Regions from separate parts of the Mus musculus genome. Here region 1 is linked to region 2. The links are chromatin loops, found by intact Hi-C in ENCODE. Cell type or tissue: heart. All regions are shown on one strand. Each heading gives the region's core, and the rest is flanking DNA. Links, peaks and the distances in the headings are about the cores only.

What was found. A loop is a pair of places that touch in the nucleus more often than their neighbours do. Peaks named below come from ENCODE experiments on the same cell type or tissue, not always from the same donor. Only the 100,000 strongest peaks of a DNase experiment are listed, where the experiment ranks them.
Region 1: a loop joins it to region 2, with 7 times the contacts of the local background. A loop is called at or near these places in 2 of 42 quality-filtered maps.

What each region holds. Positions count from the first base shown.
Region 1 is chr12:75,420,299-75,428,633 of GRCm38, reverse strand. It overlaps Gm34613 (a long non-coding RNA gene), which reads right to left. Exons shown (of 4, transcript XR_381695.3): 4 at 5,826-6,633. Among named protein-coding and RNA genes, the nearest start is that of Gphb5, 7.7 kb to the right of the region's middle. In heart, for the core only: no CTCF peak of the experiment used is centred there; no DNase peak of the experiment used is centred there.
Region 2 is chr12:75,361,642-75,369,976 of GRCm38, reverse strand. All of the region lies in intron 1 of Rhoj (ras homolog family member J), which reads right to left. Among named protein-coding and RNA genes, the nearest start is that of Gm34613, 50 kb to the left of the region's middle. In heart, for the core only: CTCF peaks have their summits at 282 and 1,267; DNase peaks (open chromatin) are centred at 356, 1,216 and 4,156.

The DNA of each region.
Region 1 (8,335 bases), core at 178-8,177, 59 kb before region 2:
ATCCTGCCCTGGTGGGTGGTCAAGTGTCACATGGTGGGAAGGAAAATAGGAGATATGAGGTTGGCCTGTGCCTTCAGGGTGCTGGTTGCTAAGGTTTGTCCATGTCTCACATGTGGTCATCTCAAAACTCTTGGCATTTTGTGAGGACACTTACTAACCTACTCCAGACTTTCATCTAGATATGGAACCAAATTTTGGCTGCCTGACTATTCACTTTTCTGCCAATATTTGTCAAAATATCCATGACACAGTTTTAAGTTTGGGAGAAAATGGTGATAAAATTCTACATTAGCATTAGACTGTCAGGGCTTACTTCCCATAGATGATGGAGATAAAGACATGAGTGGAAGAATCTAGCATATCCACTTGGAGCTAATGATTCTGTAGGAGGTTGAGCAAGTGGGGTGTTGGTGATGTGGGGTGTGAAAGGGATCCTGAAGGGGACCCATGTCACACATGTGTGAAGGTCTAGGGAAGGCTGAAGGACGAGAGCATCAACCAAGCCACTGCCCAGAGGTGGAGCAGCAGCAGCTAAGGCAAGGGAAGGGTCAGTGTCGCAGCCAGAGGAGGAAGAGGTGAGCTTTGGGAGGGGCAGGAGAGGACCCCTGTTAGATGGGTTGTGGTTTATGCTGAGTTATGAGGAAAAGTGAAAAGTTTCAACGAGAGCACACAAGTCAGGATGAGACTGAGAAAAAGTCTTTCTAGCCACAGTGAACCAAGAAGGAGGGATCAGGTACCAGTAGAAAGGTCATCAAGGATGCTGAAGAAGGCAGTCTAAGTTGTGTGTGTTTCTGTGTACGCATGTGCACATGCACACGTACGTGTGTAGGACTATGCCACAGGTAGCTGTCTTCAATGAATCTTCAGTGATGTTATTTACAGAGGTGGGAAGTGCAAGATTAAACAGGTGGGATAGGTCTGGAAAGAAAGATAATGAGCTTTGGGGGCAGGGGGTGATGTCTTCAGGAGACAATGGTGCCGGACACCCGAGTAAGGAGAAGCAGGCAGGGAGGTAATGTCTGGAACGGACAGGTTCATGCTCACTCCTCAGGCTGGCTCTGTGCTGCTCACTCTGACCCTCTGCTGTCCTCCACTCCGCCTTGTAAGCTTAAATCAAAGGCCTTTGCTCTGCCCTGTTCTTGAGTCTACATCTCCAGTCTCTGGGCAGTATTACAGGGCTTGGGTGGGTAGCGTTGGGTAGCACTGATCCCAAGGGACACTGACTCTAGAACCAGGAAGCCATAGGCACAGACAGGGAAGGTCTTAGCCGTACACATCCTGCTGGTGACTGCTCCCAGCTCTCATGGTTTCGTGACCTTTTATTGTATTTTCCTACACGTCAGCCTCTGCCTGTCCTGCCTGGGGTGCTGAGTTTTTTCCACTTGAATGCTTTGTGATGAGATTCTCCCGATGTTTTTGATTTTTATTAGTTTCTCTTCTCTGGAGTTGATTATTCTTCTGGCTTCATCGTTCACTGAACGTCAAAGCTATCTCGACTTGGGAGGCATTTCTCTCTTTGATTCAGTTTGACGCAATTTCTTCAGCACTGATTCAGTCAGCCACAAGGGCACATTCCAGAACCCAAGCCTCTCAGATAAGCCATTAGGCTCAGTAGATGAGAAATCTTGGTTCTGGATAAATAAGCATTTTGATAAACTCTTAAAAAAAATTCTTTCCCATGGGCTCCTTGCTACCTTAAACTTAGAGACATTTGTGTGCTATTGACCTAGGCTCAGCTGCTGAGAACTTGGCTTTTTGTCTTTTACAGTTTTTTTTTTTTTATTAAATAAAGTTCTTTGACAGTTTTATGGGTGTAGTGAATTTTAGTTGTTTTCACCCCCACTAACTCCTCACCCGCTCCTCTGCTGACACTGTTTTTCTCAAAAAGTCTCCTTCCTAGTTTCAAGTCATCATGGCTAATTCCGTTAACATCTTTGAACTTCAGTAAGTAAGACACAGCAAGAGGATTTAGACAGAACTAAACTCTCTGGACACCACCCAACCATGATTGCCCCCCATGTTGCTCTGAGCCCTTGAGCTATGGTGAGTTTGAATGTGGTGTTCTATGAATTATAGGGTCTCAGACCTTAGCATGAAAACAAAACAAAACAAACAAACAAACAAAACCCCACAACCTACCAGAACACCAGCATTCATCAACGATTACATATTAACACACTAGCATAAATTCTATTCTATTTCTGGTACTTTGGCAACTAGGTCAGTTACTGGAATTACTCTCTTCTTCTCATTTCACCTCTATAGTGTGGTTACCAGGAACCCCAACATGTCCATGCACTTCTTTGTCAATGTCTCAGCTTCATGGGGTGCAGCCTGAATGGTATCTATCAGCTGAAGCTGGCGGTGGAGTCACCTATTCCTGATGGTCCAGTCCGTCCCCTCACTGTGCTCCATAGGGTCTCCTGCAGCACCCAGCCCCATCCTGCCTGCTGCCCCGACCTCTAGGATTCTACCCTAGCACTGTTCCAAGCTGTGAGGAACCAGAGCCTCATCATGCTCTCTGCTGTGTCTTTAGTGACTCATTCAACAGATGGTTTCAGTAATTAATTAGTCACCCAGACAGTGCTGCAATCCCTGGGGATATAGCAATGAACAGGAAAAAGACCCTGATTACACATAGTCTTTGCCTGGGGTGAAGCGACCCTTTTCCTCTGTCACCTCCCGCGGCATTTTATGTTTGTCTTTTTAAAAAACGTTGTGCTTTTATTTATATGTATTGTATGAGGCTATGTGTGTGTATGCACACATAGAACACATGCGGGGGTGTCCACAGAGGCTAGAGAGGGTTGGCTTATATAGTAGTATCCAGATGACTAGATTCTTAATATAAAACTATTCCAACAAATTAATATGAAAAAGGTCCAGAGTGCAGCTGAAAGCGAGAAAAGGAAAAGAGGAGGGAAATATCACTGGATCTCAAATCTGGAAAGATCTAAATTCATTCATAAAAACACCTCTAATAAACAAATGAGAGGAATCTGGAGTGACAGGTCCTCTTCCACAGGTACACACGGCGGGTCAGTGTGTGGACGGTGCAAAACTAAGATGCTATCCCGCAGTCTGTCCAGTCGGATTTTAATTCCATGTGGCAATTCCAGTTCTTAGAATGGTTTTTTTTTTTTCCTTTTTGGTACGGAATCTATAAGGGTAAATTATGAGTCATGCTCAATGCGTTTTCTTGAAAACTTTATTTAAACAAAGACTTGTCTCTACAACTGCTTAATAACTGTAATCCAGCCATTCCCTGTGCATTTCTTACATTTCCCAGACTAACTAACCTGGGAAGGGGACTTGAGAGTCTTGTAAGCTTTGTGTGTTTCCTGAGTCTATAAAGTTTCTCATGAGTTTCATGAATCTGGCAACCTCCTTGGTCCCTCCAGAAGGGAGTGTTTCAATCCCAAGGAACGACTGCACATCATCAGGTTCCCAGCTTTATTCACAACTACACTGTATGTGGTTACTGTAACTATAACACTTAGGGGGCGCTCAACAAAACATGGAAGGAAGAGAAGGAAAGAGAAAGGGAGAAAGTTCCTGACACATAGTAGGTGCTTGATTCATACCTGTGAATTGAGGAAGTGGGAAGAACCTGTCATACAATAGGTGCTTGATTCATACATGTGAGTTGAGGAAGGGAGAAAGTGACTGGCACATAGTAGGCTCTTGCTTCGCACCTGTGAAGTGGTATAATGAGTGCTGTGCAGAGAAGTCAGGCTCTCCTCTTCCCTTCTTCACACATAGTCACATCCTTGAAGACTATGGGGCCAAGAGCAGGAGTCCTTTCTGCATACAGTCGATATCTACCAAGTAGAGTTCTATTGCATCCAAGCGTAGCTAACAACAATCTTGCCATTGTCTGTGAGACTCCTTGTGGAATTACCCTTCTGGCTTGAGGACCCAGAAGCCTTGTGGACCCGTTCCAAGGAGAATACAGGATGCACTTGCAATAAAGAAAGCTTCTTTGTGACTCATGAAACTCATCTTTTTTCCTCTTGGTTAGACATGTGCCTGCTATGCCCTGCAGAACCACGATATCCAGAAGTGGCGGAGTCAGGCGGAAATAAAAACAATTCAGTCCCTAAATGACGTGCCCCTTAATTCAAAATAAATCTGTGGCAGCCGACAGATACTTCTTTCAGATGGTTCTGAGAAAGGCTTGGCTTGTCCTAGCAAAGTTAGACACAGGCTTCATTATTTTTAGTCTTGTTAAAAGAAGTCACCATAGCAACGGCACCATCATCTAGGACAAATGTTATCTCTTTGAGTCAATAACACCAAGAGCTGTCCCACAAATATCTAGTGTTGTCAGAAGAAGAATTGACTTTCCAATAAAATTAATTTCTTCTGAAAGTCTTCCCCTATTCATCTTCATTTGTGAGCCCAGAAGTTTCCTTCCTCACAAATAAGAGATAGGAAAAGCAATCTCCAACTTTGTAAGGGCTGAGACTGCCCTGGCTCGTATCTGTTTGTAGAAAGTGATTGATTCTATTAGTTCCTTAAAACATGTAATTTCATTTGTGGCTTTTAAATCACCCACGGGACGCATGGCAGTAATTACTTTGACCCTCGGGCAGAGAATGTGCATTCTGAGAGAGCAGAGGGAGCCACGGTGAGGCAGGGATGCTCCTAACCTCCTAGGATGTCTTTCCAAGTGACAGAGCAGTCAGCTTAGTCCCTGTGGAGTAATATGAACCAGAATGTGGTGGCTGGCTTCGGCAGCTTGACTAGTCACATAAACTTACAGTATACTGACTTTCCAGCAATGGTAAACTGGTCCTTAACGGTTAAATGGAACCTTCAACCTTATCTGCTTCTTGGACTGAAAAAGCATATTAATTTTGGTGTCAGATCAAAGCACCAATGATAACTAGAGAAGAAAGTTGAGCCCCACCCCCCCCAGGACTCTGCTTCTGAATGCTGCTAAGACCTCACAGCCCCCACCCCCAGATTTGCCTCTTCTAGTCTAAGATTCCTTTGCACCCACCCTGTGACATTTAATAACTTTGAAATCAGGATATGCCTAATATTTCTTGGCATGGTGCAGCATTTTAGTGGCAGTTTTTAATTTGGGGGAAGGGGTACATGACACATTTCCCAGGAAGGAAAGGATAATGCCATTCTTTACTTACACATCAAGGAGCAGGCACCCTGAAAAGCAATGTGGAAGCATACTTTGATCAAATCTTTGAAAGAAGATGTATTTATTCGATTTTTTTTTATGTGTAAGTGTGTCTGTGTGTTTGTCTGTATGTACTCACATCTTTGCCCCAAGCCAGAAGAGATCAGAAGGTGTTGAGTCCACAGATGGATAAGCTTATAAAGAAAGAGGGTCATTATGATTGTGTTCTGGAACCATAAGATTAAGGACTACATCTGGTGATGGCTTTCTCAGTGACAGTCTTGAGATGACAAAGCGTCCAGAGCTGGAGACAGGTGGTGCACGTGCACAGGTGTCTTCTGGGTTTCTCCTCTTCGTATAAAATAAAGATTCAAGCTTGAAGTCTCTACCTTGGAGCCTTCAGTAATCAACTCCCAAAGGTCCCCCTCCCCTCCCCCACCTTCTTTCAAAACAATAAACCAAGAAGGTCATGATAGTCTAAACCTGTAATCTCACAGATGACATGACAGACATCTCAAGAGGAGTTGCGGGCATCTAAAAAAATAGTTTTTATTTTATGTGTATGCGTGTTTTGCTTGTATATACATTTGTGTGCTATGTGCATGCCTGATGCCCAAGGAGGTCAGAAGAGGGCACTGGATCATCTGGAACTAGAGTTAACAGGTGGTTGTGAGTCTCCATGTGAGTGCTGGCAACCAAAATCTTGGTCCTCTGCAAGAAGAGCAAGTGCTCTTAACCACCAAGCCAACTTTCCAACCCACTTAATTATTTGCTTTTTCAACACCACATACCTGGTTCCCTCTATGAACTTGGCAATAGAATGAATTTAGTGAATGACCCAGATGAGGTCCTTGACTTCATAGATGTTATAAGTAGCAAAACAAAACAAAACAAAAACAAACAAACATACAAAGAAGGCAGTTCTATTGGAGGCAGGGTGCCTGTCTCAAGCACACGGTTGCCTCGGGAACAAGCTGGACTCACTAGTGGGTGAGCTTCGTCCCTTGACCTCCTTGACCTTTCTGCTTTGAAGGTGTTGGCTTCCTGAACACGCTCCAGGAGCTTCCAGATATGTTCTTTCAAACCACTTGGAGTTCTGGGGTTTTGAGAGAGACACATCTGAAGCCACCAACATCTGCTTCTGAAAATGGAAAGGGAACACAGCCAAACAACCATGCCAGAGGCGTCCATCACCCCACAGGTTGCAATCTCCTTGAGAAGACAACGGTTTGCATCTCCCCCATTACTCAGGAGGTGAGGTACCGCATCATACACTCCCTGACTGTTTGGATTTCCTTACCTTGTGAGGTCATGGTCTTCATTTTGTTTTTCTTTTCTGTGACTTCTTCATTTTGCACAGGAAGAACCAGGCTTTGATCTTCACGGGTGCAGGAGGCATTGTTGTAAAGCTGGGGAGACCTCCAAGTCTGTGAGGAACCAAGATGCTGTGACACTCACACAGGGTCACTGTGCTTCAAACTGCCATCAAAGCACTGTGTCAAAACAGAGACACATGTGACAGCATGCTGAGAACACATCTCATGATCACCCTCACTTCTTTTAAAGATTTGATTAAAAAAATTTAGAGCATTTCATCCATAAGTACAGGATTCACACCATTTTGCTCCTCCCTCTTCTCCTCCAACACCCTCCCATATTCCCCTTCCTCAAATTCATAGACTCTTTCCCTTTAATTATTTATTGTTACACGTATGCACATGGGGACATAACCTATGAGCCTGTTTACCGTTACTCCAATGTACATGTGTTTATGGCTAGCTCTCTGGGACTAGACAACCTACCAGGAAGCTCACCCCTGGGGAAAATGGACCTTTTCCCCTCTCTTGGCAGCTATTGATTTCCTGTAACTCTTCATCTAGGGATGTGACCTTGTGAGGTTTCCCATAATGTGCTGGCATGTCCCCTAGTGGTGTCATTATGCAGATCTTGTTTAGGCAGCCATATTGTTGCCATTTCATGGGTACAGCTTTCCTGTCATGTCTAGAAGACACAATCTTGCAGCAGGCATCCTGGTTATCTGGTCTTACAATCTTTCTGTCCTTCATCCCCACAATTTTCCCTGAGCCTTAGTTAGGTTCAGATGTACCAGCTGAGACTGGCACACCACAGTCCTTTATTCTTAGCATTTTGACTAGTTGTTGATCTCTGGAGTAACTTCTATCTTCAGCAAAAGAAGCTTATTTGATAAGATCTACAGTTATCTGTGGGCAAAAGATAAGTATTTAGAATATGATTAGGAAATTGATTTAAGAAAACTGTACTAACTAGTAGGTTCTCCTCTAAGATCCATAATCTCCATAGCCATGGGTAGTTGGCTAGGTTAGAGTCCCAGGTATGAATTCCCTCCTATTGAGAAGGCTTAAGTCCACTTAGACAGCTGTTGAGTATCCCCCAAGACAAAAGTGTTATTGTGGAACCATTAGGGACATCTTGCGGGGCTGGTCATTGGTGTGGTTTGAAGGCTTTATGTCTGTGTAGGACGACTTGATTGTTTCTTCTTCCTCTGAAGTACCTTCTGATACTGTGAGCTATGCTACAGTTTCTTTACGTGTTCATCATTTGACTGGCATCTGCTGCTTTCATGTCTACACTGTTGTAAATAGTGCCACAGTAAGCGTGAGCATGCGGGATGGCTGTTGTATGGTGACTTAGACTCTGTTGGTGTATAGTCAAGAGTGGGATGGTTGAATCATATGGGAGTTCTGGTTTTTAATTTAGATTTTAGCAGAATCTTCCTCCAGTTCTCCATAGTGGCTGGACTAATTTGTGTTCTCAACAGTATGTAAGTGTCCCCTTTCCCAACATGTTCACTAATATTTTTCTAAAAAAAAAAATTCATCTATTTTATGTATGTGAGTTCACTGTAGCTGTTTTCAGACACACCAGAAGAGGGAATCAGATCCCATTACAGATTGTTGTGAACCACCATGTGGTTGCTGAGAATTGAACTCAGGATCTCAGGAAGAGCAGTCAGTGTTCTTAACCTCTGAGCCATCTCTCCAGACCTCATTAACATTTATTGTTTTTTGTTTGTTTGTTTGTTTGCTTTCCTGGTGATGGCCATGCTGCCTGTGGTAAAGTAGAATCACAGTGTAGTTTTGATTTGTATTTTCCCAGTGCCTAAAGATATTGACAATTGCTGTTTTTTTTTTTTTTTAAATTGGCCATTTGTGA
Region 2 (8,335 bases), core at 227-8,226:
CCTTTTGTTTTAGGATAAAATTTTCTGTAGATATCTGATAAATCCATTTGTTTCATAACTTCTGTTAGTTTCACTGTGGAAATGGGTTCTTTAAAGACCAGTTGCTTACCTAGTCATGGATCAAGAATGAATGGAAGAACTCCAGTTATTACAACATGGAATTTCCTGCCTCCAGTGAGCTGGGTTCATGGAGGTCAGGGCTGCTGTTCATGAGATCCTGCACACTGTTCTGTGACCCACAGGCCCAGGACCAAGAGCAGGCAAGCCTTAGAAGCCGAACCATCCCAGAGGCCATACTGAATACTGCAAATATTCCTAAGCAGTGGCTGTGACCTTTGTCACTAGAGTCCTGCTAGCCCAGCTCACACCCCCCTTTTCTTAGAGAACAGTTATTCCCCTCAGTTCCTTTTCCTTTGGCCCCCTCCTTTTCTCCTTGGCAGCTGGGACTCTAGGGAGTTCCACCAGGCCTGAGATAAGTGTGAGCAAGGTCCATTAAGCCGGCATTGGAGAGTCTGCATCCTGCCCCCCTTTCCTGGGCTGAGCTCAATATTGGAAAGAGAGAGAACAGATGCAGAACAAGTAAAAAATGTAGCCACGAGCAGTGTAGTATGCACAGGGTAGTGCAGAAGGCTGGGAGCATGGCTGAGCATGTGTGCATTTATACACTATGCCAGCATTTGGTCAGAGAAGGCTTTCTGGTGGAGATGTCTAAACCGAGTCTGTATGGTTGACCCTGTGTTTCCCAGGCTGTTGTGGATCTCCTATCAGCGTTTATTCTGAAAGCTTCATCAGGCTCCTAAAGTCCTTTGGCTAAGAAAATGGAAAGAAAAAAATGACGAGAATTTCCCTGAGTTAAGGTGGAATGGTGGTGGTGGTAGTGGTGGTGGCGGTGGCAGCAGCGGCAGCGGTGGCGGCTGTGGCAGCGGCGGTGGTGGGGAGAAGACAGTTGGGCAGTGGGGAGGAGACAGTTGTTGGTGTGGAAACGTGGTGGATTTTCAGTGTTGCTCTGTGAGCGCTGGAGGGATGCTAAAATCAGGGCTTAGGGCTTGTGTCCTTATCTTGGAGAGCCTCTTTATCTCCCTTTCCTGTTTCTGCTGGAGGACATCAGGGATGTCAGAGATAGAAGTCAATATCAGTTGTACAAGACAAGGCTTTGTGAGTCCTGGACCAGCAGTGGATGCCTTACTGCTTGCCAACCTGTGTCCCATGAGGCTCCGCAGCTTGGCAAGGAATTAGTCAACAACTCCACGGAAGGAAAGTACTGCCACCAAGTGTTAGCCATCCATGAAATGAGGTCACAGCAGGGTTGTTCGCCCCAGACCGCTCTGCCTTTGATTCCTTTCCATTGCTTTCCATCATTAGAGCAACCTTGGGGATACCATCAAGTATCCCTAAATCCTGTGTTTGTTTTCTACTAAAAACCGGTCCAGGTGATAGAAGGAGAGAACTGGCTACCACAGATTATCTTCTGACCTCCGGGAGTGTGCTGTGGCATGCCCCTCCCCTCCCCTAAATCAATGTAGCAAGAGTGTGGAATCATAGAGCGTTTGTGAGGAGGATGTGGAAGGAGATAATATCCAACTTATTTCACAGTAGATGCTGAAGAAATGTACCCAATAAGTGCCCTTTCTGAGGCCAGCCTGTCTTCCTTCCTGATTACCTTGTGCATATGAACTGTCACACGGTGGGATCTACACTGTGGGCCACTAGTTACTTTTTTACCCTAAATGATAGCTGTTCAAATCTGTTTTGTGTTCCCACTGAGGACAGAGGATAGAGGACAGAGGACAGAGGCCCATGCCCGGCACATATTCTGCCATAGGGAGTGAGTGGCTGTTGAATACTCAGAACAGGAACTCAGCACAGGGTCCACTCGTGGAGAAGAAGAGGGTCCTGGAGGGTCAAAGCTAGAGCTTCCCTGGCTGAACCCTGACTACAAATCTGCCGGGAAGGCCACACCCAGGCTATCTTCCCAGATCGCTTTCCAATTCTGGGAGCTTTTAGAGTTGGTTTCTGAACTTTAGTGACCTGTTAATAGCTTTGATGCTTCTCTCAAGAAAGTGTGAAAACATGCCCATGACCCGTTAAGTAGGTAAAATGAAGACTTTCCTCAAATCCATTAATCGCTGCTTCCTTCTGTTGGTTCTGGGGTGAATTGGAGTGGTTGATTTCTTGAGGCGTGTAAGCCAGGATACAAGTTTGCTCTCTTGAGGATCATTAACTTTTACCCAGAGAGAAAATAGCTGAAGCAGGACTCAGGCCTCATTCCCACAGCGTTTTAACATTTCGAAGCTATCTCATTTGCAACAGCAGAAGCGCTCTGACCATCAGTCCAGCCTCCAGGGGACTGGAGAATTGGGTTCAAAGCCTTTTCCTTGTTGGGTGGTAGCTGTCTCAGAGACTCAAAGTAAGCTTCTGAAGTCAAGTGTGATGAAGCCAGGTGAGTCCCATAGATAGATCCCAGATAAAGCAAGGTGAGCCCATTGAGCCAAACATTGAAAACGTCATGTTCCTTAGAGGGAAACCCCGTGCCTGTCAGTTCCCGGTGTGTGACCAGGTATCCATGTCACTCTTGTCTAGTGTACTCTCTCAGTGGTAGGCTAAAGCCCGACTGTGTGGTGTGGCGGATAGCACCACAGGAATGTTAGTTTGAAGGAAGAAGCCCTAACTTTTAGACCTTACCAAGGAACAGAGTATTAAGAGAGTTACACACGTGGCTCTCTGCTCATAGGTTTATGAACTGATGAACGAGCAAGCGGGCAAGATGGCGACTGTATCTAAAGAGCACTTTGAGGAGCTTGGCACTGGGCAGGCTGAGGCAGGAGGATCAAGAGTTCAAAGCTAACCTGTCCTACACAGCAAGACCTTACCTCAAAAACAAAACAAAAACACCTCTGTCCCTGCCAAAGGCTGCTTGAGCAAATTCGACGCCTACCCTAAGCCTTCTAAGTGTGTGTGTGTGTCCATTTTATTAAGGGGCAAATTCAGAGGCATCAAACATATCTGTTAGAGAGCAGTTAGTATGAATCTAGACAAAAGTACCGCTTTCCTAAATATAAGTGGTGGCAGATTCCTTCCTTGGGATCTCATCTTTCCAATGTCTGTCTGGACCCCTTCCCGCAGCCAGCCTAGTGCTGCTATTTGCACCAGCTCGCCCGAGCTGCTAAGTTCCCTCCTTGTCAGGGTCTCTCTTGTTTCTGGAACATCAGGCTGTATGTTTGTGTGAAACAGAGGGTACTTTAAAAGGTGCTTAAGCCCGAGGGGGAAAACCCAACAGGCTTCCCGAGAACTCCCTGGGATTCCAAGTAGAGAGCTGGGTTTCCTTTTCTTGCCCCTCCCCTTCTCTCCAGTTTTCATTTCCTTCTCCCCCATATCCTTTGAGACAATGTAGTATAGTCCAGGCTGCCCTTTAACTCACTCAGTAGACGTGTGTGTGTGTGTGTGTGTGTGTGTGTGTGTGTGTGTGTGTGTATCTCTATCTCTCTATCTCTATCTTCTCTCTATATATACCAAGACAACTAGAATCCCATTCAAACAAGGCAGGGTACCACTGTCATGCACTGTCTGGCCCTGGCTGTGTTTCTCTTTGCCCTTAATGACGTCTGCTGTGATCAGAGATGTGTCATACACTTGAGTCCATTTTCTAATTTCCCTGCAGTTTGAACACGGAGAACTAATTGGAGCCCTGGGCTCCCTGGGAAACAACCCTGGGACCTCGAGAAAGCCATAGCTTTCCTAAGCCTCCATTTTTTTTTTCTTATTGGCAAGTTGAAGAACAAAAACTATCAGGAAAGAGAACATTTTGATGATTCCAAGAGTGTGGCGTGGTGTCGCTGAGCCAGCACCTTCTTAACGAGCAATAGTCTGGGAACGGGGTTTCCTGGAAAGATGTCGGTATGATTCTGGGTGTGGGATGGATGCTCAGGAAAAATATTTGCATGGTCAGGATTTATTTGAGGAAGAAGAATGGGGGGGAGGGGGAGGCCTGGGGTGGGCTGGAGGAGGCGTGGGAAGAGCTCTGGACTCAGAGCTGACTTAGACTCGAGTGAGGCCAAGCCAAAGAAAGCTCCAGACAGCCGCACCCCGGCTCCTCAGCCTTGCTAGGCCTCGCCCTTCCTTCTTCAGGATTCTTGGATTCCATCTCTTTCCATTCTATTCCCTAAATATCTGTATGCTGAGTCGTTTTCGCCATCCTTATAGCTGTCCCCATGCAGGCAGGCAGGCTCCGTCCTGTCACTTGGAAAAATCTCCTAATCTTCTCGGTCTTCAGGTCCCACGCCCTGTGTTTCATCCTCAGCCCCCAAGAGAAGGTGCAGAGGGAAAGCCAAGTAAGAGCAGACCTGATCCTGGTCACCGGTCTCTGGCTCACCTTCCTAATTCTCTCTTATTTCTTTCTGGGCCACAGCTGATCAAAAGCTTTTGTAATCATACTCATGGTGCTTTTGCTGGCGCTCTTTCTCTGAGATGCTGGAAAGAAGAATCTGGAATACTTGTTCCACACTTAGCCTGGAAAAATCTGCTTCCCTAACCCCTTCCTGTCCTGCAGGAACCTAAACCATTTCCATGTTTACTTTCTTTTTGAGTTTCTGTTTTTTATGTTTTAAATCTGTTTTTTTTTTCTATGTGTGTGTATTCATATCTGTGCAGGTGCACATGTGTGTATGCACATATGTACGGAGGACAGAGGAAATCTCAACTGCTGTTTCTTTCTTTTTTTTGTTTTTTGTTTTTTGTTTTTGTTTTTTTTTTTTCAAGACAGAGTTTCTCTGTGTCGCTCTGGCTGTCCTGGAACTTACTCTGTAGACCAGGCTGGCCTTGAACTCAGAAATCTGCCTGCCTCTGCCTCCCAAATGCTGGGATTAAAGGCATGCACCACCACTTAAAAGAGCTGTTTATCTGTTTTTCGTTTTTTTGTTTTTGTTTTTTCCAAAAGAGGGGTCTCTCACTGGCTAGGATATCACTCTGTGGGTTAGGCAGATTGACCAATGAGCTCTCGGAATCTGCTTGTCTCTGCCTCGTCAGAGTTACGATTATAAGCATGCACCAACACGGCCAGCATTTTAATGTAAGTTCTGGGTATCTAACTTAGGTCTTTGTGCTTATTGATGGGGCCATCTCCTCAGCCATGGCCGGATACTATTTATTCTCATGTCTGGATGCTAGCAAATCTCAGCTATGCTGCTACATAGATAGTGTCTGGGTGGCTGAAGTGTATATTAAACGCCAACCAAACTGACGCTTTTCTCTGAGGCATCTTTGATATTTTCCAAAAGGTCACTGTGAACTTTACTGGACATTGAATGGCAGGATGGGGTCACTGGTCCGATGTCCCTCACTGCAGCTGGTCCACCTGTTGTGAGGGAGGCCATGGAAACATGGCCTCTCTGGTTGGCGTCTGAGCTCATGGTGGTCCTCTAGTTTGATAGTCAACAGTGGCAGATACATCTCTGTCAGTAGGACAGGACCATTGACCATGTGTCCTGAGGTTCCCATATAGCCAGATAAGCCTGACATTAGCCACAAAATACAGAGGAATTATCACCTTGATTTTAGAAAGAAGTGACCAGTTTATAAGAAAAATCTGTATATGGGAGCTGTGGCCCACAATAAGGTCCCCTGTACAGAGAGACTCTTTAGAAATACACTCTTACCCCTTTTAACAGAGCCATACATTGCACATGAAGAAAACCATAAAGAAAGGACTGACATATCTGATTTAAAAATGAAAAGTACACGTTCTATAAAATGCTCATAATATAAGAAAGCCAGGTCTTCTCTTTTGCATATGAGCACACTTTCTTTTTAACAACTTGATTAACTTGCATGTGTCCATGCTTGTATGTGTGCACGTGAATGCTGGGACTTGAGGCAGTCAGAACTGGCCATCAGATCTCTTGGAGCTGGTGTTCCTGATGTGGGTGCTGAGATTTGAACTCTGGACCTCATGATTGAGCAACAAGCTCTCCTCCAGCCCCAAGCATACTAACGCATATTTATTCTTTTCTGTGTATGAGTGTTTTACCTGTATGTATGTATGTGTATTATATGTGTTTGTGTGTGTGTGTGTGTGTGTGTGTATTTGCCCATGGAGGCCAGAAGAGGGCATAGAATCCCCTGAAATTGGAATTATAGATGGTTGTGAGTCGCCTTGTTGGTGCTTGGAACTGAACCCAGGTCGTCTGCAAGATCAGAAAGTGCCTTTAAGTGCTGAGCTATCTTACCAGCTCCTAAACCATACTTCCTAATCAATAACAATTACTTCTAAAGGAAATTTAAAAAATATTGATATTTGACCAAAATACAAAGGAATAATGAATATTCAAGTCAAAAATTCAAATTAAACTGATACAGTCTTTGGCCTGTAAATAGCAATGATAAATCAAAAGGTACCAGTCAGGCTGAATGGAACATGTCTGCAAGTCCAGCTACTCAGTAGGCTGAGGCAGAAGACTCATAAGTTTGAGGCCAGCCTGGCCAAAAGAGTTTAGTGGCAGAGTGCTTTTATAGGCCTGGCATATTGCGGCCCTGGGTTACCATACCCAGTAACACGCACAGACACATAGACACACAGACACAGAGACATAGACACATGGGGGTATTGAGGGAGAGTGCTAGTACTTACAAATGCTTACATTAATTTATGTGGGTGCTCACCCACTGTTGGAGAAGATGTAAATTTGCTCAAGATTTTTTGGAAAGTTGTTTGGCGATAGATGAAATGTCTGAGGATGAAATCTGATTTTCCCCTGTCTGCCTCAGCACTCCTTTCAGGAATGTGTTTCAGGAACGATCATACACATGCACACTAATGTATACATAAGAATATTCATCAGTTTATAACAGCTAGTGGCCTAAACCGTCACCTATCAAGGACAGGTTCTCATCAGTTACAGAGCACCGTCACAAAGGAACCTGGTAGGAGCAAGGAGGAGTGTGGCAAGAGACTAAAGACATCATACTTAGAGAAACAGGAGAAGATTCCACAGCGCATACATGAGAGATGCACGCGGCACTCTTATTCTTTCATGCGTGTTATTGCAGGCATGTGAAACCATCTTTAAAACAGCCGAGCGCTCTGAAATAGTGGCGGACGTTCTGCCGTTGTCATGGCTGCCTACAGACCGGCTTGCGTATCATCTAAGTCACCTCTTATTAAGCTGTTTCGTGTCTTCCGTGTTCGCTCTCTGAAGCTTTCCTGTCAGGCTCATCCAGAGTTATTTTATGCTCTAGATAGAGCCTGCATTTTTATGAGGACGGAGTGTAATGACTGGCTTGCCTCGAGTGGGTGCGTGCGGGGCTGCCGAGCCAGCCACCTCTCCCGGAGGAGCAGAACAAGCCCTGGATTCTCTACCTGCATTGGCTTTTTGAAGGCACCAAGGACACGTAGTGTACTTGTGAGTGCTGGCATCTCCCGGAGCGTGCTACTTGCCCACTGAAGTGCACGCGCTGTAGAGACAGCAGCAGGAAACTGAGAGCAGCTCTTTATTGCCATCCAGGCACAGTGGGAAAACCAGATGAGAAAATACACATTATATCTCTCCTCTTTACCTTCTTCTCTGCAGCATTGTGAGACAATTTGGAGAACACGAAGCCATTCTTTCTTTTGTGCTTGTTACCCTTAGGTTATATGTATTCATCCGTCTCTTTGTTACTCAGTTGAGGATTTATGTATTTGTGAGCTTTTTCTTTGTTCCATTTATCTTTATTTAATATCCATAACTGAATAGGCCTTCTTTTCAGATAACAAATAAGGAGTTCTTTCCAGGTAAAAATTGGGGACCTTATGATATACTTCTTTATATATGACAAGAAATATGAATATTAAGCAAGCATATTCTTTAGTGCTGCTACACTCTGTATTCACTGTGAAATGAGGCATATTAGAGACACCAAAGAAATGAAAGAAAATACAAATATTTACTGATTAATATTTGATGGGTCATTACAATAGGAAATATGTATGTATATATTTATAAATCTAGACACTTATTTGACAATTAGAGCTGAAACAGCTTTCTATAACAAATACGCGAGAGATCATTATTCCTTGTTATATTCTTGTATATTTTCTATATATATCTACATTACATTGATATATAATATATATATTTATACATATATTATATTCTTAGCATTTGTATGAGGTAAACACTTACTACATTTATGTTCTTGTTCGGTTTTTTTTCCTAATTGTTTTTCCCCAAATCATCTGAAGTTAAACATGCAGTTCTATCTAAAGATGTTTCTCAGCAACACAGGATGCCCGGCTAGCCAGTTACATAAGGTCAGGAAAGAGTGAGAGATGCCAAAGAGCTGAGAGTACAAGGATACTTTC